Regions from separate parts of the Homo sapiens genome. Here regions 2, 3, 4, 5 and 6 are each linked to region 1. A link is a contact called in ENCODE Hi-C or POLR2A ChIA-PET data. All regions are on one chromosome and are shown on one strand. Each heading gives the region's core, a stretch centred on a gene start or an enhancer-like site at or near the end of the contact. The rest is flanking DNA. Distances are from core to core; before and after follow the strand shown.

Region 1 (3,725 bases), core at 919-3,418:
GAGACCATCATTGTTTCTTGTGATATTTATTAACATTTTCATGACAGAAATGCATTTTCTTCAAATAGCCTCATTTTGTATCTAAGGAATATTAGTTTTATTTAGCAGTTATGCTGGGTTCTTAAAGGAGATTCACTAGACCCTCACTAATTCTCTTAGAACTAAGTTGGGTAGATGCATCATGGAACAAGACAGGCAAAGAAGAGGTCTACAAGAAGTTTCCTGCGTTTGTAAAGAGAAGACTGTAAAGAATTTTAGGACTCTTGGGGATATTGAGGAATGCAAAAGTGAGAACAAAGATGGAAAAGGGTGGCATTTTATGAGGATATGAATAAGTAGTGAGACAAGTTCATGGAATCAGACCTGAATATGGTAACTACATTCATTTTGACAATGCTGAATGTTTTCCCCACTTGTAGAAAAACTATAGTAAACAAACTGCTGTGGAACTAGAAATATGTGGATAAAGTGAGACCCTTTGTTAAATGCCGGGCTGCCAAAATGCATATATAACAGATCGGCATAGTTTCCACCTGTTTCCTGCGCCTATCTTATTTTTTTTTCTCACTTTAGGTATACCCTCTCTTTAGAAAATTAGCTAAAACTGAATTATCAAAACAGATCAGAGTACTGTTCATATCACTAAACAGTTCTTCTCTTGTCTAAAAAGAACTGAAAGACTTTCTTTAAAATAATGTGTTTCTCGAATGCATCATGTAGATAACTAACTGCTTGACAACAGACTGGAGAAGTAGCAATGAGAAATTTAAAACCAAAGCTACTGCCCAATTGAATCAACACTGGAAAAAATTTCAAATGGAAAAACAATTTTTTTAAAAAAATCTATTCTAATTGACCCAAACTTCTTTTGAAATGTCGTAACATTTGCAGTTCTTTTTCTCACATTAGTTGTTTTGGGAGATGGAGAGAGAAGCATCTATTTAATCAATGCGTTCTAGACCTAACAATTGTGATGTCAATCAAACATTTTGTCCACCATTTCCATCATGAGTAATCTGAACTGTGAGGTTTTGCTGACATAATTAGTGTTACACTACAATGGCACTACTACATTACTGTTACTATATGGGGACGGTACTTTCATTTTAAGTAGGAAAGTGTTAATAATTTGGCTTAATGTTTCTTAACTAAAATTAGTTTTAAAAGAGGACTGAGTTGGCTTATACACATGTATGCGGTCCAGAGACCTACCTGTTAAAATGTCAATGCCATTACAATTTCACTTTTATGCCAGATATCATTCTTGAACTTCAGGCTCATTAACTCTCATACTATCCCCCAAAACCTTTCAACAATTTTGAGAGTGTATTTTATGTTAATATATAAACTAGTTCATAATTTTGTTCCAGACTAGAAATCAGTATTTAATAAATGGAAAAAATAAGACACTGAAAATCTTTTATTGAATAATGTAAATTCTCACAGAGGCCTCTGATCATACTTTTCAACTTGTGCCTATTTATTGAATAACCAACATCCTTACAGTTAATATTAAAATCTTTAAGTTGTGTGGGGTTTTTTGGAGGGGAGGGATGGGCAATTACCAGCAAACTCCGCCTCCCCCAAACCTCACCTAACCCGAAGCTCCCCGCCTCAGGCTCCCGGGGAGCCAAGGGGTGGGCTGAGGAACGCAGCCTACTTTTACCCACCTCCCTACCTAGTGCTGGGAAGTGACGGAAACGGAGACACCCGGCTCCTGGGGCTGGGCTCGGAGGACCCATCCTGCTTTCCCTCTAGCAGCCTTTCCGGAGCTCACCACCTTTCCTCCCCTCACACCGCCAAAGCCCTGCCTAGCCCTTCACCGCCGCCTGCACCCGCGCCCTCCTCCAGCCGACAGCCAATCACAGTCTTCCACAGCTCCGGGTTTACAGAAGTAACGCTCCTTGGGCCCTCTGGTCCCGCCCCCTCCAGAACTGCTTCCCGCCCTTCGGGCTCCTTGTCCAATCATGAGCGCCCGAGTGCTCTTTGATGCCCGTCCCCTCTACCCGCCCTGCCGAAGACCCGCCTTCTTCTCCTTAAGCCTGACGGAATCACCTGACTCGGAGGCGCTCCCTCAGAAGGAAGGCAAGAAGGGGCGTGTGGGTGAAGGGGAGGGGCGCCAGAAGGAAGGTGGGGATGCCGGGAGCGGGGCGAGCGGGCGGGGGTTGTCAGTCCGATCTCGCGAGAGAGGACGGAAGCCTGTGGGAGCCCGTGGCCTTTAAAGTGCCGTTCAGCCTTTTCCTCCAGGGGTGCTTTGTAAACACGGCTGTGCTCAGGGCTCGCGGGTGACCGAAAGGATCATGAACTAGTGACCTGGAAAGGTGAGTAACGATGGGCAGAGGTCAGCAGGGCTGGAGACTGTAGGGATACGGAGAAAGAAGGCGCTAACATGGCGACGTCGCTCAGCACAGTCCCCACCCCCCGTTTCCCATCACCTCGGGTGCTCCTGACGTGCTCCTTAGCCCTTGGGGCGATTGTGGCTGTGCTGCCACCTCGGCGGCCCGCGCGGTGTGGGCTTTGGGAACCTGACTGGCTGGGCCGGACCGTTAGGTAACCAGCGTTCGTTGTTCCGGCCCCTCCCTCTCGCGCGCTTTCCTAAGGCAGAGGAAAAAGGAATAACGGCTCCCTCTTAGACCCCTCCCTCCGAATTATCTTCACCCTACTTGGGTCAGTTCAGAGGTCCTCGGGGCGCGCGTCGAGTCAGCCGTGTGCGCAGGGAGACCTCTCCCACCCACAGTCCTTGGGTTGGGCGGGGAGAGGGCCCACTCTGGTCTCCCCACCCAGTATTCAAGCGATTGAGGACCGTGTATTGGTGATGGTGGCGGGGAGGAGGATCGGGAGGCGCGGCTGAAAATAGAATCAGGGTCCCTGGCTGCGGTGCAGCTTGAAGGAAAGAATGGTGTGGAGAACCTAGGAGCTGGAAGTCTCGGCCTTTTCCGTCCTTTCCGCCACCCTCACAATCCCGCTACCCCCAGCTTTTTCCCGGTGGGGCGGGGCTTAGGTGTGGGTGCAGACTGATTCTGGTATTTTCCCTTATTTTTTTTTTTTTAAATCTCTGGGTGGACAGCAGAGCGTATGTAAAGAAATAATTTGCTTTTCATCAATGCCCTAGGGACCAGGGCCGAAAGGGAGTGTGTGTACGTGTTTTCTATGTTCGCTCGTTTAACCGAACCTAGGAGGAAAAAGAGAGGAGGAGCTGGGAACTATTTTTGTGCCCCTAGGTAGTATAAAATTGGCTTTCTTTAATGGAGAGTCTTAAAACTGGTGAGGCCAAGAGCAAAACTACTGTGAATATCATGGAGTAAAAGAGATTACTCCTGATGGACCTTAGGCATCAGAAATTTTAGTGAAAGAAATGTTTCTCTTAAAATTCAACACCTATTTTAAATAGTGATGTAAAGCATTTCTTTACATGTACCTTCAGGTTTTCTAATGCTTTCCTGGCTATTATTTAACTGGTACTAAGGGATTGACTAATCCCTAAATTATAATGTGAAAGTTTAAATTTCTTAGAGGTTTTAAATTATGGAGACGGTCACAATGCATGCATTTAAGATATACATTTAAAATCAGAACAAAAACTGACTTTCTTTGAGCACACTTTTTGTCCTATTTGAAGAAACATGACCACTGGCGTTATCATTGTGAGTAACAGCCGTTCTGATCTTTAAATAGCCATATAGCTTTGGTCTCTTGAATCAAAATTATGAAGGTAAAGCTTTATT
Region 2 (3,725 bases), core at 564-3,063, 4.8 Mb before region 1:
CATTTTCCTTTCACCTTTATTATTCATAACTCTTTCTCAGTGTCTGCTTCCTGAAGGACCCAACTGACAAATCCAATTCTTTTCCAGCTCCATCTAGTTCTCCTCTGCTCAACCCTAACTTTCCTATTTCTGTTGATAGTTGTAGAGGTAGTATATTCATCAGGGTTCCCTAGAGGGACAGAACTAATAGGATATAGATAGATAGATAGATAGATAGATAGATAGATAGATAGATACACACACACGCACACACACACGTATATATATCCTATTACATATATATCCTATTTTTTATATATATCCTTATATATATATCCTAATATATATATCTATATATAAGGATATATATATAAAAAGGGGAGTTTATTAAGTATTAACTTACACAATCACAAGGTCCCACAATAGGCTGTCTGCAAGCTTGAGGAGCAAGGAGAGCCAGTCTGAGTCTCACAACTGAAGAATTTGGAGTCCAATGTTTGAGGGCAGGAAGCATCCAGCATGGGAGAAAGATATAGGCTGGGAGGCTAGGCCAGTCTTGCCTTTTCATATTTTTCTGCCTGCTTTATATTCGATGGTAGCTGATTAGATTGTTCCCACCAGATTAAGGGTGAGTCTGTCTTCCCCAGTCCACTGACTCAACTGTTAATCTCCTTTGGCAACACCCTCACAGATACACCCAGGATCAATACTTTGCATCCTTCAATCCAATCAAGTTGACATTCAGAATTAACCATCACCGGTAGTATTGTGGGTTTTTAAATATATGAATACAAATGTTCATCTCCAGATCCATCTCCTGTGCCCTGTATTGGTGCACCAAAATGCACCATCAACAATGGCCAAATATCTTAAATATGAAATAAAATAGATAACACTATTGTATACTAGCAATTATCTTAAATGCATCTTGTGTATCAACTAATTCAATTCTTAAAACTACTGCCTGGATGGATACTATTGGTATTTCCATTTAACAGATCAGGAAACGGCCACAGAATGTGAAGTTACTTGCCCCAGTCATCCATAAATAATAAAAGGACTCAAGATTCAAAATAAGTAGTCCAACTGCAGTGTTTTTATTCTTAATCATCACACTCTGCCTCCAGAAAGGAGTGGAAGCACAGCACCCTAAAACTGTAATAGAGAAGTGTGTGGAGAAACCAGTCCTGGTTTATGAAAGATTTGATAACATAAAGATATTCTTGGTTTAGGAAGAGAGTTTCCAAAATAGCAAGTAGTTGAACTTTTAGGTTTTGTTACTAGTGAAAAGTGAAGTTTAAAGAAACTGTTTGATGCCCTAGTTCTGCACGCTGTACAAACTGCTACTTCCTACTCAGCCAGGCAATCTCTTTATTCTCAGGTCATACCAGTTGGTACCTTAACCTAAAAGAGAGGCAACACAGTCTCTATAGAATTAGTTTTTCCTCATTATTTCACTCTATTTATGATTTAATATTCTCCCATTCTTATGGCCTGGATATCTTGGAATTTATTAGGCACTTAACTGTTGGTCAAACTCTTATAAAGTCTCAGGAAAATCTCTCTCTTAAGATTTTTCAAGGAAAGTGACAACTGACTGCTTTTTTAAAAAAAATTTCCCCAAAATGCAGTGAAATAGTTTTAAAGTAAATTCGGCTAGACCCTGAACACTACTAGGCTGCCAGTGAGCAGCGTGGATGTTAACTCGCTGGCGCGCATCTGTATGAACTACAATTCCCATCGTACACCGCGCCATTTCACGCTAAACTACAATTATGCTTTCCTCATTTCCGTCAGCACAGGCGCTGGATTTCGGACTTTGTAGTTCATGCCAACTTCTCTTTTTTGTCGCCATTTTGGCAACAAGACAGTGTGCCTGGATCGACTACTTTGACTCTGGTATTATGATATGGTATTTGAAATAAATTAAAGGGATAACGTGTCAAGCCAATTGAGCGTCAAGTTTTTAAATATTTCACTATTCGCCTTCTTCCTACCGTCGGTGCTCGGGAAGAGGAAGTGACGTACGTCCGGTGTAATGGCGGCGCGGTGGAGCTCTAGGTAATTATCGAACTCCGTGGAGTCCCCGCAGGCAGAGACGCGGAGTGGGGGTGGCGGGTCGCCGGATCGGGTGGGAAGTAAAAGACCCCCAGGAGTGGGTGCGGGCTCACTGATACGGCTGTGAGCGGCATTGGAGTGTGCGTGGGTCTTCTCGCTACGCTCGGGCCCGCAAGAGGGGTGTGAGAGCGGCTAGGTCCAAGCAGGTGGGGAGGGAATGGGCTGCCATGAACTGACTGCCTGAGCGGACCGGCTGACCTTCCTTGTGAAGTTCCTGGAGCTGTCTGAAATCCTGCACCAACGCTGGTGCTGTGTTGTTTCTTGTGCACTGCGTTTTATACTTAGAGCCTCTGGAGTCCATTGGGGCTTGCCAAAGCCCCTTTCCTAGTGCCCGGGTCCCAGGGTCAGGGGAGTGGGATTAATGAGATCTAGTTGATTAAAAGTTAGTTGAATTACTTGCACTCTTATGCCTCTTGCCGGCATTATATCCCTTTGACTATTTGTTTTAAATTTCATTAGCGTCTTCTTTTTCATTTATTTGCCCTGTAAATACTGATAGTGTCTAGTGTTTAGTCTTGAAGACACTTCGCTTCTCATGTGCCCGCTTCATCTGTCATTCTTGATCCTTCCATAACTTGAACTATCTCCAGTGAGGTAATAACTGCCAAACTTGGGTCTCCAGGCTCCACCTCTCTAACGAGCTCTGGGTCCTACAACACAGCATTATATAACGGAAATATAATAGTTAATTTCACTGAGTTTAACTGCAAAAACCACGGTACCTATTTCCATTTAATCCTAACAATTCTTCTGAGGTAAGTGGAGAAGGCAGGATTTGGAGAAAGGCTATTCTAGATGCAAGAATTAGGTAAGAGTTTCCTTTGCATTTTTAGATGTGCAGAGACTCGAAATAGCAGATAAGCAAGCAAACTTGGTTCTCAGCAGATCAGTTAACCTACCTCTTATCTGTATTTAGACTTACCTTGTTTTAGGATTGCTTGTGAATTCAGGAGTTAACATAAATTATCATCCTACTATGGAAGGGCAGATTTAAAATTGACATTAAAAGTGTGGTTTTGACCAGGAGAGGAGAAGCATTGTTACAGGCGTTATCAGTAGGTGGAGGAAAGCCACTTGTGTTGGTCCTGGGTGATGGACTAGTAGACCAAAGATTTCTGTTTTATCCAGCTATTATTAGGTCTGTCACTTGGAGCAAGTTACCTAAAGTCTCTAGTGTCAGCTTCATCATCTGGAAACATGTAGGTAGTAATACAATACCTGCCTCACTGTATTGTCTTTTTTTGAGTATAAAGAAAAATAATGCAGATGAGGCACTGAGCACAGCGTTAGCGTTGTATTATTGTAAATTACTACTATGATACAGTTGATGAGTTCTCTCTGTTCCTCAATTCTTGTTCTCTGGTTCTGAATGTTGCCTTTCCACCTGTAAGTGTCCTTCCAGTTGTTTTTTGTTTTTTGTTTTGTTTTGTTTTGTTTGAGACGGAGTCTTACTCTGTCGCCCAGGCTGGAGTGCTGTGGCGCTATCTCGGCTCACTGCAAGCTCCGCCTCCCTAGTTCATGCCATTCTCCTGCCTCAGCCTCCCAAGTAGCTGGGACTAAGGTGCCCGCCACCACGCCTGGCTAATTTTTTGTATTTTTAGTAGAGACGGGGTTTCACTGTGTTAGCC
Region 3 (3,725 bases), core at 879-3,378, 3.5 Mb after region 1:
TCGCATACACAAACTGAACACAATGTCTCAAAGTTTTTGATGACAATATATTAGGTACCCAAGATAAAGGTCAAAACTGGCTCTTAAAACAGAGGACATGGTTTGGCATTTAGAAGCTCTTAAGCTATATGACACAGATCAAAACTATTACCAATTCTATTGCATTCATAGAAACTTGATAAAAAACAATAGGTCAAACTGAACTTTCCTGTAAGTTCTAAAAGTGCTGTAGTAATACTAAAGCAAAACGCAGGAGTTACCATCATTAGCTATCAAATCATATGACTGTATTTCTCCACAATAACACCTTACGTATACCTCTGATGGCACTTTTAGTACAATTATTTGTGGACATACCTGAAATGTTCCCTATTAGATTGTAATGTACTTGAAATCAGGGACTGTTTTTTAGTTATTTTTGTTGCCTTCACAACATCCAGCAGAATGACCTTAACATTACAATTGACACTGGCTAATGAATAATGGATACGGTAGACACAATTACAATCTGAGCTTCAAAAACCAATTGCATAAACACTACTTCAGCTTGAGTTTTAGGAAGAAATAATGAATTAGGATTTTTTTTTTTTAAGTAGCCTAGCAGCTGAGCATAAGGCAGGAGCCAGGAACTCCTTACCTTCTCCACATGATTGACTTATTGCCTAATGATCAATCTCTTTCAATGTCTCTGTACAAGTGAAGTATTAAATGCTTTAGATCAAGAAAACTAGGAGAATAACCTCTGGAAAACTGTATTTCCAGAGGTTAGGGGAAATCTCTTAAAAAGCACAATTGTTAAATCTGAACAAAGGTAAGTCAGTCAAGAGGAGAAATTCACCTACTAAGAAGTGGATAAAGGAAATTTCAGCTACTAAACTCCATTAAGACTGGCAAGCGAATTGATAATTTTCAAGCATACGAAAAGGATGAAAAGTTGACATAGCAGACCTGAAATATATACACAATATCTTCCAAGATTTGTTTGAACAAACTAAAAGCAAGAGACCGTGTTTCTTATTCCACTCTTTCTACACCTCTAAACAGCTCCATACAAACGGCTGGTGAAGAGAACTTCCATACGTAACTGTATGCTACGCTAGGCACATTATATTTTGTTCAACGTCAACTGTAAAACAGATATACCAACACTAATTGATATTAAAATAAGCGCATTTTTAAAGCCCAACAACAAAGTCTTGACCAGCTGAACTACAGCTGACCAATCCTCTCATCCTCACAGAAGCCAGAGCCTTCCTCCATGACCGACATGTTCACGTTCTTAAAACTCAAGAGAAGAGAGTCTCTAGAGTTTTGTGCTAGAACCTCCGTGTTCGGGGGCTTTCCATCACACATAAGGTGAGGGGAGACACTATCAAGGCAAGTAGAGATGGCCTTAATTTGTAAAATGGGGCAAGGCGAAAACGAATCACTTTCTCCCCTGGGGTCACGGCCAAGAGGGCGCGGTCCACGGCAGGGCGTCCGGAAGAAGCCAGTGGGCGCCGGACAAGCCTCAAGGCTCCCCAGGCCGCCTCTGGAGGGTCGAGAAGGGAAAGGAGTGGACTCCTCTCGCCGGGCCGCAATGAGTCACCGCACCCAGGTCTCCCCGCCTTTCCTCCCCAAAGCTGGGCCGGGCGGGGATGTCAGCAGGAACTGCCAAGCCGCCCTTCGAGTTGCGACGTGGAACACAGGCAGGGAGGCCTTGAGGGAAGAACAGTCAACCCACCTGTCAGGTGACTGGATGGGGAAGAGTCCTCCCGCCTGCAACTTCCCGGTAACGTCCCTCGCCTAAGCCCCCAACACCAACTGTAGCCACCACCAGCTCCGCGGCTTTCCAAAGCACACAAAGAGGGATGGGCGGCGGCTGCTACGGCGAGAGCTTAGGGACAAATAGCCTCACCAGAACGAGGTCGCTCCCAGAAATAAAAGGTGGGGCCCTGCTGCGAGGAATTGTAGCCCCTCCGTGACTTACCTGTCGTAAAGCAGAAGCCGGTAGATAAAACAAAGAACCCAGTCAACCCAGGGGCCTTAAGTATTTCCGCTTTGCCAAAAACTGGAAAACTACGCCTAATATTCTCAGGCCAGGAATCCAACTTCCGCCCTCGCCTTACAAACTGACACGATCGAGAAGAACTACAAACCCCGGCAACAAGGAAAACCTGCGTGCGACGAGCAGTGCGTTCTGGGAATTGTGGTCGCTGGGCGTCGCAAGGTGTGCTGGGACATGTAGTGTGTCCCCTCCTTTAGATTTCCCACTCCAAGGCCTTCTTCCGTCGAGAAGCTTCTGTATAAAGTATTCTCGTCTGTTGATCCGTGCCCACAGTGTAGTATGTGTTATAGTGTAAGATCTTTGACCCAATATTGGCGGAATTTTAAGGTCTATTTTCCAGTGGTGAACCTGTGAATCACGCTGCTGCACATTTGGTGAAGACGTGAAGTAGACTGTTTAGGATGTAAAACATTATATATATATATGTACATACATATGTAAGTTTTAGGGAAAGAATGTCTTATATAGGCTTCATGTGGCATCTTAGGCAAAATCTAAATAAAAATATGTCAACTGACATAGCAAATAATTCTTTAGTATTTTGTTGCAGTGTGGTAGCATTTTGGTTTTCTCTCAAACAATTTTAGGAAATAAAGCATTTTGTATTATTGGACTCTCAAACCAAGCTAGAATGTTTTCCACAGTTAGATTTTTAACATACAAAGAAAACAAAAGTTACTGGAACATGAATTTACCTGCAATGTATACATTGACACACCTTTTTAAAGTTTAAATAATTTAAAGCATTATTTGGCAGGAGTTAAAGCTAACACCAAGGTAATATCTTTTCTATGTTCTAGAAAACTGATTGTTCTAGAAGTTCTAGATATTGCCCAAGTCTAGAATGAACCTTTATGATTCAAATTCCAAGTCCTTGGGCTTGTGGTCTTTTTCTTATCTTTCTCTGCCTTATCTGTGGTCTTTTGTGTAGAAAAAAATATTCTAAAAATAAATTTGAGAAAGAAAATCCTTGGCTTTCCACAGCTTTTCCCAATAACCTAACATTCAAAGAGCTTTATAGCTATGTTATTTTTTTACTTCTTTCCTAATAGTTTTCATGTATTAATTTGAAAAAAAATTATTATTGATTGCCTACCATGTGCCAGCAATGGTGATGGGTGTTGTGGTAACAGCTAAAATGGACCAGGCGCAGTGGCTCACACCTGTAATCCCAGCACTTTGGGAGGCCGAGGCAGGCAGATCACCTGAGCTCAGGACTTAGAGACCAGCCTGGGCAACATGGTGAAACCCCGTCTCTACAAAAAATAGAAAAATTAGCAGGGTGTGTGGCATGCGCCTGTAGTCCTAGCTAGTCACGAGGCTGAGGCAGGAGGATGGCTTGCGCCCAGGAGGCGGAGGTTATAGTGAGCTGAGATTACACAATTGCATTCCAGCCTGGGAGACAGAGCAAGACCCTGCCTCAAAAAAAAAAAAAAGAAAAAGAAACAAAAAAAACAAAAAACATAAAAATGCACAAAAATGCACATCCTTCTTCTCAAGGGAGAAAGGACACTCGCTCAACTAAGAATGGATGGTTCCTGACTGATGGTTTAACTTATGATTTTTTTCTCATTACAATGGGCTTATTAGAGTAAAATGCATTTTCAACATATATTTTTGACTTAAAATGGGTTTATCAGGACATAACTCAAGGAGCATCTGTATAATGATGGAATTA
Region 4 (3,725 bases), core at 404-2,903, 3.3 Mb before region 1:
GCCGCCAAGGCCCAGGCTGACCGCCCCCGGGGGACAAGACCTTCGAGCTCCGCTGCGCGCGCAGCCCCGGTGCCTACCTAAGGAGGAGCTGCCCGCACACTCATCCCGCGGGCACTTAGTTCTCTCGGGTTTTCCTGGGTTTTCTTCAGAAATACATAATATCCTGTTTCTTCATGAAATCCTGTTTTTATTTTACATAAAATCCTGTTTTTTCTTCAAAAATACATAAAAGCCTTCCTATTTCTGTTTGCTTCGTATTTTCCTCATATTCAAGGGGTCTGAAATTATCTCCTAGGAAGGCAATGTGCAGCAGACGGGGTCCTCTGACAAGGAATGGCGAGGGCCCCCAAGGAACTGTCATCACGCCGATAACCTTGGATAGCCACAATTTTATTTAGAATATAAAACATGGAACTCGACTTCGGAATTTTAGTCTAGAAATGGGGACTTCCCCCTAGCTTTTATGATTTTTGAAACTCCTGCTTGGACGCAATTGTCATCTTGCATAATCGACAGTAATTTTCAGGTTTATGGAATTTTGCAAACTTTAAGCAAAGCACATCAATCAGGCTCAGTGCTGCGGCTTTTCTTCGCATCACCGAGGTAGAATAGCACCTCTACTCCCAGAACTTAATCCAGGCGAATGCAGAAGGCCTTTGCTGGTTTTCTGGTTTGGGTAGTCTTTGGGTATTCACTTGGAAACAAGGCGAATTGATGGATGGATAGAGTGATGGATGGATATGTAATAAATATAATATAGTTCAATGACAGGATCCAGATGGTGGGTGTAGGAGAGTTTACTGTAGAATTCAACTTTCTGTGTATTTTAAAGGTTTTCATACTAAAATTGGTGGTGAAGTGGTGTTGTCACACAGATTTGACCAAATCCCTGCTGCGTATTAGCTGTGAGATTGGGACAACATGCCCAATACTCAAGTTTTCTTGACTGATGTGGACAATTACGTATCCCATGGGATGGTACAAAAAAGTCAAAAGAACATTCCCCGCACTACCAGAGGCCCTCGAATCAAGGGCGGCCCCGAGTGGCGGGGAAAAGAAATGCAAGCCAGCGGAGGATGCTGAATTGTGGAGGTCGGCTCTCGGAAACGCCTGCAGCCAGGCAGAGGAGTTGCGGTACCGCAGTTTCGTTGCATCGGGCTGGCCTTCAGGTTGTGCGACTCAGCCTGGAACCTCTGAATGCAAGATTCCGACCTGAGAATGCGCTTCAAGGACACCTCCGAAGCACCCAGAAAGCCACCGCCAGCCTATTTTTTACGCTCCTTTTCCAGCATGCCTCTCCCTCCCCCCAGTATCTATCTGCTCGTTCCCTAGGGGTCTTAGAAGCCTTTTGCTTCCAGAAATGACAACCATATTCCCTGACTCTACGACATCCCAGGCTGTTTATTTCGTCTTATGCCAGTTTCATTTTAGAAAATGCGAATGTTGTCACCGAACCCTGAGGAAACCTGCTGTAAAATACGCGGGTTTAGCGAGAAGAAGCGGAGCGAGTGTGCGTTGCGATCTTAAAGACTGAGGACAGCCAGCCCGAGGGCCTAGAAACAGCGTTAACCGCGCTGAGCCCGCTGCGGGAGGCGGAGGGGTTGGGGCCATGAGAGGGCGGGGCCGCATCTATGGCCCCGCCCCGGCCCTTTGTGACGCAGGACAACGCCTGCCACGCGTCGGAACTCGGCCGCGGGACATCCACGGGGCGCGAGTGACACGCGGGAGGGAGAGCAGTGTTCTGCTGGAGCCGATGCCAAAAACCATGCATTTCTTATTCAGATTCATTGTTTTCTTTTATCTGTGGGGCCTTTTTACTGCTCAGAGACAAAAGAAAGAGGAGAGCACCGAAGAAGTGAAAATAGAAGTTTTGCATCGTCCAGAAAACTGCTCTAAGACAAGCAAGAAGGGAGACCTACTAAATGCCCATTATGACGGCTACCTGGCTAAAGACGGCTCGAAATTCTACTGCAGGTAGGAAATGCTGCGAGCTGCCCGTGCGTCCAGTTGCACAAAATCTTGCCTGCCTCCACCAAGCGGAAGCCTCATTGGTTGGTTGGTTGGGGTTTTATTTTTTAACGGTAAAAGTTGAGCCCTTTATTCATTAAAAAAAATCACATTATATGGCAGTGTTTCTCTAATAAACTGAATATTTTTATTTAAAGTATTGAAAATGTTGTGGCAATAAATTATCAAAAATACGATACATCCACACACACATCAACCACCACCATTACCCTTGGGACCTCCAGAATTAAATCAAGGTTCTGCCTATAAGGATGTTCACATTTTTCCCTTGCCAGAAGTATTGAGTCTTTACGGAGGAATACATGGAATAAAGAGATTTAATTCTGGCCTTCAGAAGCACGATTTTTATAGGTTGTGGCCACTTTCTATCAAGAAAAACAGTTACTTCCCTGGTGACTTCTGGTGGGCCCTGCTCCCTCATTCCACCTGGTGCCTACTCTGATTTAATTGATGGCTTATTACTCAGAGGGAGAATCTTTTCTTTACCCTGTAAAGATAGGACTGGGAAAAACAGTTCCATCCATTTAGAATAAAATAGAGAAATTTAATAAGAATTTATACAATTTTATAATTTAATAAGAATTTAATAAATTATATCATTAGAATTTAATAAGAAAATATACCATTTTAAATTACTATTAAAATGACTTTTTGAGGCTAAAACTGCCCTATCATTTTTTTACAACAAACCCAGGGAGTTAAATGAGTTCTTTGTACAAGCCATGCACCTAGTTAGGGGCTGGAGACCCATTAAAAAGTTAACTGTTGAATAGTTTTTGTAAAGATAACAATTTTAAAAAATGAGATGGCTGTTAATGATTAACTTTGGGCAAATCATACTTCTTTCTGGTGATTATAGGGAAGTTTGAGTCAAACACCCCATTAAGGGTTTTAGAAAGAGTGATTATATGGGAATGATGGTTAGAGAGGACTCCAATTTTAAATGCCCAGCTGTATTTTCAAGTTTGATTTCTTGAAATCAGTTTACTTAAGTATTGCTTTTTGTTATAGCCGGACACAAAATGAAGGCCACCCCAAATGGTTTGTTCTTGGTGTTGGGCAAGTCATAAAAGGCCTAGACATTGCTATGACAGATATGTGCCCTGGAGAAAAGCGAAAAGTAGTTATACCCCCTTCATTTGCATACGGAAAGGAAGGCTATGGTAAGATGTTTAATTTTAATTTCTTGTTTTAGTTATATTTAAAAAATGATTAATAGATTTCTGGGTATATAGGTCTGAAAGAATTGAAAGCACAGTCTCAAAGAAATATTTGTACAGCCATGCTCATAGCAGCCATGTACAATAGACAAGAGATGGAAGCAAGCCACATGTCCATACATAGAGAAATGGATAAACAAAATGAATACATGCATATATGGAAGCCAGGCACAGTGGCTCATGCCTGTAATCCCAACACTTTGGGAGGCCAAGGTGGTAGAATCACTTGAGGCCAGGACCAGCCTGAGCAACAGCAAGACCCTGCTCTACAAAAAAAAAAAAAAAAAAAATGAAATGGAATATTATTCAGCCTTAAAAAGGAAGAAAATTCTGAGACATGCACCAACATGTATCAGCCTTGAGGACATTATGCTAAATGAAATAAACCAGTCACAAAAAGACAAATACTGTATAATTCCATTTATGTGAGGTACCTGGAGTAGTCAAATTAATAGAGACAAAGTAGAAGGGTGATTG
Region 5 (3,725 bases), core at 406-2,905, 3.3 Mb before region 1:
GGAAGCAATGCAATTTAGGCACTAACGATAGTCCCGGATACAATCTACAGTGGACCTAGTCCAAAGGGAATTCCTTCACAAGTCCACCACCGGAATTTTGGCAACACCAAAGTGCTGTTTTGAATCCTCATGGCATACAGCTCATTGATTGAGCATTTCATTCATTTTCCATCTTATATGCTTACAAAACTGTGTTTAATATTAAATATAAATTCACAGATATAAACAATTATATGCAAATCTTTATTTAAAAAATAAAGCCACATTACATATAAGTAACTATATAAACTATTACCTAGTGGTTTCTTACTCTGAAGTTGGGCACACAGACTCTCTCTCTTTGAAATGGAGTCCTGCTGCATCTTTTTGTTTCATTATTATCCCAGCTACTTAACCTTTAACAAGAGCTATATAAAGTTCTGGCCTGTTTTTAAGTAATTTTGTGGCAAAAAATGAATTTTACCTGAGTGCTGAAATGTTTTGCCATAGGTGTTATGCGGAGTTCATATATTGTGAAATACTGACTATGTAGCCCTTCCAATAAGATATCCATTAAAACAGTGATGGATAGTAATCTATATACATACATATATAGACGGAGAGGAAGAGAGAATAGGCTCTAATTAAAGCATCAGATGATATAATTTGATTAGATTCTGAACATCTTTCACTTGTTTCAAGCATCCAGGGCTTACATGCTAACAAAACAACAAATCGCTTTTTTTTTTTTTTTTTTTTTTGAGAGGGAGTCTGACTCTGTCGCCCAGGCTGGAGTGCAGTGGCGCGATCTCGGCTCACTGCAACATTTGCCTCCCGGGTTCAAGCGATTCTCCTGCTTTAGCCTCCCGAGTAGCTGGGATTACAGGCGCATGCCACCACGCCCGGCTAATTTTTGTATTTTTAGTAGAGACAGGGTTTCACCATGTTGGCCAGGCTGGTCTCGAACTGCTTACTTCAGGCGATCCGCCAGCCTCGGCCTCCTAAAGTGCTGGGATTACAGGCGTGAGCCACCGCGCCCGCCCATAAATCACTTTTAATAATATCCTTTCGTACGAATAGCATTGTGCAAGCAATCTTCCATAACACCGAGTAAGCACAGGGGAGCATTTCTGCTAGTGCCTAGCAAGCCCCTGGAGAAGCGACACGTCATCTAATGGCCCACCAAAGGTGCTGCATCCCAGGCAAACGCCATTACAACCGACTACCCAGGTCCCCGGAAAGGCCTTCGTTTACTCCTAACGTGTTTTGCTGGGATGCACTGACCCAGCGTTCCATCTCGCGACGAAAGCCCAGAAGACAAAGGAGCCCGCCCGGCGGGAGAGGAGCGGGTGTTTGGACGTCCCCGCGTGTTCCTAAACACAGGGCTCGGGGACCCGAAGAGCGCACCGCAGCCCCCTGGAGCGTATATATCCGGGGTCTCAAGCTTCAGGACCAGGCCCGGGAGACTCCCTGGAATTCTGCCTTCGTAATTTTAGAATCTTTTTCTTAAAGTGACCCAGCCCCCAATCCGTCCTCCCCACAAAGGCTTAACTTTAGGCCTCAACGACCCTAGACCCACGCCGGACAATCCCTCTAATCCCTCTCTCCCGGCAAGAAACGGCCTCCTGCTAAGGACAAAGAACTGCGGCCTAGGGGCCAGTTACTACAGGCTGGTCAGGGCCGGCAGGGGCGGGCGCGGAGAACCCCCGGGAGCCCAATGCCTGTGCCCACGCGGGAGCGGGGCGGAGCCGGGCGGGAAGGGGGCGGACCCTGGAAGGGACAGGGGCGGAGTTGGGCCGGGACGGAGGCCCGCAGAGGAGCAGCGAGGGGGCGTAGCCGGAGCTACGGCACCAAGGCTCCGCCCCCACCCTGCCTGCCCCCTCGCTGGAGCAACGCAAGCAGGAGGCGGGGGAGTCGGAGGAGGTGGCGGCGCTGGAGCTCCTCCCGGGGACCAGCGACCCGGGGAGCGAGCACGTCGCTCCGCACCGCTCTTCCTCCAGCCGCTGAGCCGTCCCTTCTCGCCATGTCCCAGAGCAGGCACCGCGCCGAGGCCCCGCCGCTGGAGCGCGAGGACAGTGGGACCTTCAGGTCAGCGTGCGGGCAGTCAGGGCCCCAGGGCCGGGAGCGTTGGGCGGCAGGGCCGGGGCGCGGGGAGCCGGCCCTCCAGAGGCATTCTGGGTAAAGCCGTGCCCGGCGCCCACGCCTCCGCGGCTGTGGGTGCTCGGCCCCGCCCTCTCGGCGGCGAGGGTTGGGGTCTGCGGCCGGGCCCCGCCCCTCTCGTGGTCCCTGGCGGCGCGCGGGGCGGGCGGAGGTGACGCTCGGTCGGCGCGCCCGGGAAGGGATCGTCAGGTTTTCCCTGAGAGGCTGCGGCGCTGCTGCCAGCCCTGTTCTGTTGAGAATCTCTCCTACCCGCATTCAAGTGCTCTCTCTAAAGACCTCGCTCACCCCGCCTGCTCCTGCGGAGTGACTGCCGCAGCGGGGCCGGAAGACAGGTGCGCCCCAGCCTCGCCAGCTCTGGCCCTGGCCTCCGGGGAACTCGGCGCCTCCCTCGTCACCGTCGGTGGCGGTTAAAACTGGCCTCTACGCTTCTGCTTCAATCTCCAATTTGGCATGCAAAGCACACCTTTTTGTGGTTTTTGCAGTTTGGGGAAGATGATAACAGCTAAGCCAGGGAAAACACCGATTCAGGTATTACACGAATACGGCATGAAGACCAAGAACATCCCAGTTTATGAATGTGAAAGATCTGATGTGCAAATACACGTGCCCACTTTCACCTTCAGAGTAACCGTTGGTGACATAACCTGCACAGGTCTGTATACACAGTTAACCTGGATGACCGAGTGGGTTGGCAGTCAATACTTGGTGTTGCTTTTCAGTTCGGAAAAGTTCTCTTTTTGCCAGACAGCTGTGAGGAACAGGCTCTGAAACTGAGACCTCTCATCTCAGGTCGTTAGGGCTTTTCAGCTGCATCTGATTCTCTTCCTAATTTTCTCTTCCCCACATACCAAGGAAGCTTAGAAACTAAAAAGTTACCCAGCCGGATGGCTGGATCCTGCATGGCTCTTCTCATACCCTAGGATCCTCCTAGGGTTCTTCTTAGAATTAGAGGGAAGCAGGAAAGGTTCTTGGAGCAGTCATAGCTGGGTCAGTAGGTACTGTGAAGTTTCATAGATTATAGCGGATGCCAGGAGGCATGACCCCAGAATTTTCTGAGCGTCTCTCCTCTCTGTATGGACTCATTTGGCACTTTAGGTCCATTGTGCTACTTTTGATTCTGTATCCAAACAAAATGAGGAAGGGGAGAAGGTCCTCATATATTACATAATAACTTCTAGTTTTTGAAACTGAACAGATATTTTGTATATTATCCACTTTTTAAACAAGAAGAAACAGGTTCAGAGAGATTATAAGTAACATGCGTATAGCAATGAAGTCACAAAGCAATGAAATTTTAAAGTTCATGCTTTCTTTTGGTCTGTGAGCTTGAGCAAATGATAACTAAAGTTGCTCATTTGTAAATGTGGACATTATTTTTCTTATGTATCTATTTAATTGCAAACACAGAAAACATTGGATGCTAAATTTAATTTGGAAGAATGCCAAGAAAAAAATTTAGTAGGAAGGCTCAAGTTCTACCATCTGGAAAATCTGAAGACAGCATTTGTTTGTGTCCCTGGAAGTTTGGAGTCTTTTATTTTAATTGATGCCACTTTAAGAAAAGTTTAAAACTTTTTGTGTGAGGC
Region 6 (3,725 bases), core at 745-3,244, 3.2 Mb after region 1:
TTGGGAGGCCGAGGCAGGGGGATCGCGAGGTCGAGACGGATATCATCCTGGCCAACATGGTGAAACCCCATCTCCACTAAAAATACAAAAATTAGCTGGACGTGGTGGCGCGTGACTGTAGTCCTAGCTACTCCGGAGGCTGAGGCAGAATTGCTTGAATCCAGAAGGCAAAGGTTGCCGAGATCGCGCCACTGCACTCCAGCCTGGTGACAGAGCGAGACTCAGTCTCCAAAAAAAAAAAAAATCAGTAAAAATTCAGACAGAAAAAAGCCATAAGCAAAAAATAAAAAGGGGTACAATGATGTGCTATAAACTTCAAAAAGGGGTTAAAACACACACACAGAAAATGGGAAAGACTTGAAGCAGTACAGATTAATAGTCTGGAGTGAGAATTCCTGGATTCTGACTATTTCACACACTTACTGAGCTAGTAAGCTCAGGGAACTAGAGCACATTACTTAACCCCTCTGACCCTAATCTACAGAACCGAGATTACAGAATTTACTTCGAGGAATGTAAGCAACAAAATTTAACCTGTGAAATCATATATTAGCTCAATCTGCACAATTCTATAAGTAGGTATTACATCAACCCCATTTTACATTCAAAAGTTCAGGCTTAGAAAGAGGTTTAGTTGAAGGGCATCCAACTACTAAATGATGGGCCCAAAATTCGAATTTAGATGTAATTCTTAGAGTACGTCCTCCCTCTTCTGTGGTACTTCAAGATCCTACAATCTCCATCTGGTAGAAAAGTCCTTCTTTAAACATCTGTAGAGCTCACACAACAGCTTGTCTATCCCACATATTCATAAAAATGGAATGGTTAATGTAGAGAGACTATGAGGAATGCCCTGTAAAGAGATGATAAAAGCAACAAAGGCCAGCGAAGTGGCTCAATCCTGTCATTCCAACACTTTGGGAAGCTGAGGCGAGAGGATGGCTTGAGGCCAAGAGTTCCAGACCGGCCTGAGGCAATACAGCCAGACTCTGTCTCTAAAAGGTTAAAAAAAATTGTTTTTTTTTAGCCGAATGTTGTGGCGCATGCCTGTAGTCCTAGCTACTCGGGAGGCTGAGGCAAGAGGATCGCTTGAGCCTACGAGGAGTTGGAAGCTGCCCGGAACTATGATCGCTGCACTCCAGCCTGGGCGACAGAGAGACCCTGTCTCAGGAAAAAGAAACTGTCCATAACTTCAAAAGATAAGTAATCGAAAAAAATAATCACACCAAAACAGCCTTAATACACGTACAAAGTAATAGCAATTATACATTATTAAATGTTGTAACTTGAAGGGTCTCTAGAATGTACACAAGAGAATTGTATTATAGTAGTCCAACCCTAAAAGAGAAGGGAGCAGTTCAGGAACAAAGTCTTTCTCAAAGGGCATCTAAATACGATCCTCGGAATACTAAAGTGTGACAGATTAACGAGACGACTACGAAGTCAGTCGAGATCCAAGTGGGAGCGCCAGAGCAGGGCAAGGCAGCAATGCGCTAGCTCAGAAGTTGACTGTAGTGGAAGGTAGACGGAGACCTGGAAGAGGAGGAGGATCTGAGCATTAAAATCAGCTGGCGGGAACAGGACCAGATGTACAAGAGCTGAAGCAAGCAGCAGTGGACAAAAGGAATGGGAAGAGAAACAGGCCCCAAGGCATGTGGCATTTTACGAGCCCAAATCATGACGCTTTTCCCTGGCGTCTTCGGCCCTCGGTAGGGGCCGGATTGCTGGCAGAAGGCGCAGAACCCCAAGCAGTTGGGGGCGGGGGCGCGGACCGCCGCCAACAAGGAGCTGCTGGGCTGAGAGTTCCGCGCTTCCGGTCCCAAGCAGGCCTTCTGGAACCCAGGCTACAGCCCGAAAGTTCTAGGCGGGCATTGTCACCACCGTCTCGGCGTTCTATCCCCGATCTGGCCGCCTCCTCCCCTTGGTAAACTTTTCCCGGTAACTTACCCGCCATTTCCGAGCTACGATCACCCGCGGCTGAGGAAGGACGAATCAACCCGCGCGCTCCCGGGCCGGAAGTGACCGCACAGTCTGACATATTTTCCCCGCCCACTCCCAGCGTGACGTTAGCCAATTAAAGGAGGCGTGTCCAGGAGCCCGGCGGCGGAAGCGCCTCAAGAGGCGGGGCTAACGCCGAGAAGTCTGCGCGGGCCGTTGCCTAGCCACTGCGAATGCCGTCAGCCGCTTTGCAGGCCTGAAGTGGAGAAGGAGGCCGCAAACGGACTTTCGCGGTTGAGATGCTCTCTGGCCCTAGGAAAGTTTCTCTGGGGTTGATTTGATCAATACAGACACTTTACGCCTGTTTTCCATACCCGTCCCTGAGATGTTTTGGAGACTGGCTGAAAATCTTTCCTCTTGGCCTGGACAGTGCATCCAAACACCTGAGCCCTGTGGGCAATTTTACCATTTTACCTAGGTAAAATGTAGAGGTTGAGTTTCAGTTGCGGGAGAAGCTTTCACTTGTTTTCCTCATTTGTTTCTCATTTTGCTGTAAACTTTAACACCTTTTTTCCTTTCTCCCCTGTTTTTAACGTATACAGTATGATATTTAGGTACTCTGCTTTCACTCTGCAGGTTACTAAGAACCGTTTAGCGCGCAAAAATCGTTACCTAGGCCGGGCGCGGTGGCTCACGCCTATAATCCCAGCACTTTGGGAGGCCGAGGCGGGTAGATTGCCTGAGCTCAGGAGTTCGAGACCAGTGTAGCCAACATAGTGAAACCCCGTCTCTACTAAAAATACAAAAATTAGCCAGGCATGGTGGCAGGCGCCTGTAATCCCAGCTACTCGGGAGGCTGAGGCAGGAGAATCGCTTGAACCCTGGAGGCGAAAGTTGCAGTGAGCCGAGATTGCGCCACTACACTCCAGCCTGGGCAACAGAGTGAGACTCCGTCTCAAAAAAAAAAAAAAATTGTTACCTAATAAATACCTCAAGTAGCCTGATGTAGTCTTGCATGCCACATGTCCTAGTGGTTTGAATTACATCACAAGGTGCTACCTGATTTTAGCCATAGGCCTTGTTAGTATTTAGTAGCTGTAGGAACTGCTTTCCCCAGAGGATAAACCACTATTTAGGTATCCACAAATATTCCCACAATGTTGGCTATACACCAGAATTCCTTATCTCAACAAATATTTGTTAACAGGTTTTACAGTGATGCACGCTAAAGCTAAAATGGACCCTTGGGATGATGGTCTAGAACTAACACGCCCTCTCATTTTAGAGATGAGGAAACCAAAGCCCAGAAAAGATAAACTGCCCAAGTTCATTCTCAGTATGCAACCTATGCAGAGTGCAGTTCATCAGATACTCAGCCCAGTATTTATTTGCTCAACTATATAGAGATGGCTTTCCTGAAGATAAAGATCAGAAAAGGTACTGAGAATGCCCAGATCCTTTTTCTTTCTTTTTTTTTTTTTTTTTTTTAGACGGAGTTTCACTCTTGTTGCCCAGGCTGGAGTGCAATGGCACAATCTCAGCTCACCACAGCCTCCGCCTCCCGGGTTCAAGCGATTCTTCTGCCTCAGCCTCCTGAGTCGCTGGGATTACAGGCATGCGCCACCACACCCAGCAATTTTGTATTTTTGTAGAGACGGGGTTTCTCCATGTTGGTTAGGCTGATCTCGAACTCCCAACCTCAGATGATCTGCCCATCTCGGCCTCCAAAAGTGCTGGGATTACAGTCGTGATCCCAAGAAAAGGTTTCAAGATCCTTTTTCTTGAAA

The links. Hi-C counts contacts between places; a loop is a spot of excess contacts on that map. ChIA-PET counts read pairs that join two places held with the same protein, here RNA polymerase II (POLR2A). Pooled maps may share reads with other maps.
Region 2: a map of B cell shows a loop between it and region 1 (10-fold over the local background). The contact joins the promoter of CWC22 here to the promoter of ATF2 in region 1. A Hi-C loop is called at or near these places in 3 of 168 maps with a recorded cell type or tissue (B cell, CD4-positive, alpha-beta T cell and CD4-positive, alpha-beta memory T cell) and 8 of 50 pooled maps.
Region 3: a map of CD8-positive, alpha-beta T cell shows a loop between it and region 1 (12-fold over the local background). The contact joins the promoter of DYNC1I2 here to the promoter of ATF2 in region 1. A Hi-C loop is called at or near these places in 3 of 168 maps with a recorded cell type or tissue (CD4-positive, alpha-beta T cell, CD8-positive, alpha-beta T cell and naive thymus-derived CD4-positive, alpha-beta T cell) and 10 of 50 pooled maps.
Region 4: a loop to region 1 is called in a map of CD8-positive, alpha-beta T cell, with 30 times the contacts of the local background. The contact joins the promoter of FKBP7 here to the promoter of ATF2 in region 1. A Hi-C loop is called at or near these places in 3 of 168 maps with a recorded cell type or tissue (CD8-positive, alpha-beta T cell, naive thymus-derived CD4-positive, alpha-beta T cell and sigmoid colon) and 14 of 50 pooled maps.
Region 5: a loop to region 1 is called in a pooled map, with 23 times the contacts of the local background. The contact joins the promoter of PJVK here to the promoter of ATF2 in region 1. A Hi-C loop is called at or near these places in 14 of 50 pooled maps.
Region 6: a map of gastrocnemius medialis shows a loop between it and region 1 (13-fold over the local background). The contact joins the promoter of HAT1 here to the promoter of ATF2 in region 1. A Hi-C loop is called at or near these places in 2 of 168 maps with a recorded cell type or tissue (CD4-positive, alpha-beta T cell and gastrocnemius medialis) and 9 of 50 pooled maps. POLR2A ChIA-PET finds 5 or more read pairs at or near these places in 1 of 52 experiments (OCI-LY7).

The regions. Positions count from the first base shown.
Region 1 is chr2:175,166,646-175,170,370 of GRCh38, reverse strand. It overlaps ATF2 (activating transcription factor 2), which reads left to right and starts at 2,168. Exons shown (of 14, transcript NM_001880.4): 1 at 2,168-2,321. It overlaps MIR933 (microRNA 933), which reads left to right and starts at 2,662; the gene lies at 2,662-2,738. RefSeq lists a silencer at 2,150-2,219.
Region 2 is chr2:180,005,385-180,009,109 of GRCh38, reverse strand. CWC22 (CWC22 spliceosome associated protein) reads left to right here and starts at 1,813. Exons shown (of 20, transcript NM_020943.3): 1 at 1,813-2,243. RefSeq lists an enhancer at 2,133-2,665.
Region 3 is chr2:171,685,872-171,689,596 of GRCh38, reverse strand. It overlaps DYNC1I2 (dynein cytoplasmic 1 intermediate chain 2), which reads right to left and starts at 2,128. Exons shown (of 18, transcript NM_001378.3): 1 at 1,970-2,128. RefSeq lists an enhancer at 1,958-2,127.
Region 4 is chr2:178,476,528-178,480,252 of GRCh38, reverse strand. FKBP7 (FKBP prolyl isomerase 7) reads left to right here and starts at 1,653. Exons shown (of 4, transcript NM_181342.3): 1 at 1,653-1,974; 2 at 3,040-3,191. The coding sequence starts at 1,754. RefSeq lists a silencer at 1-42.
Region 5 is chr2:178,449,308-178,453,032 of GRCh38, reverse strand. PJVK (pejvakin) reads right to left here and starts at 1,655. Exons shown (of 7, transcript NM_001042702.5): 1 at 1,264-1,655. It overlaps PRKRA (protein activator of interferon induced protein kinase EIF2AK2), which reads left to right and starts at 1,858. Exons shown (of 8, transcript NM_003690.5): 1 at 1,858-2,067; 2 at 2,622-2,791. The coding sequence starts at 2,003. RefSeq lists a silencer at 1,586-2,365 and an enhancer at 2,128-2,702.
Region 6 is chr2:171,920,730-171,924,454 of GRCh38, reverse strand. HAT1 (histone acetyltransferase 1) reads right to left here and starts at 1,994. Exons shown (of 11, transcript NM_003642.4): 1 at 1,948-1,994. The coding sequence starts at 1,954. LOC105373740 (a long non-coding RNA gene) reads left to right here and starts at 2,066. Exons shown (of 3, transcript XR_923579.2): 1 at 2,066-2,416; 2 at 3,224-3,375. RefSeq lists enhancers at 1,720-1,769, 1,910-2,558.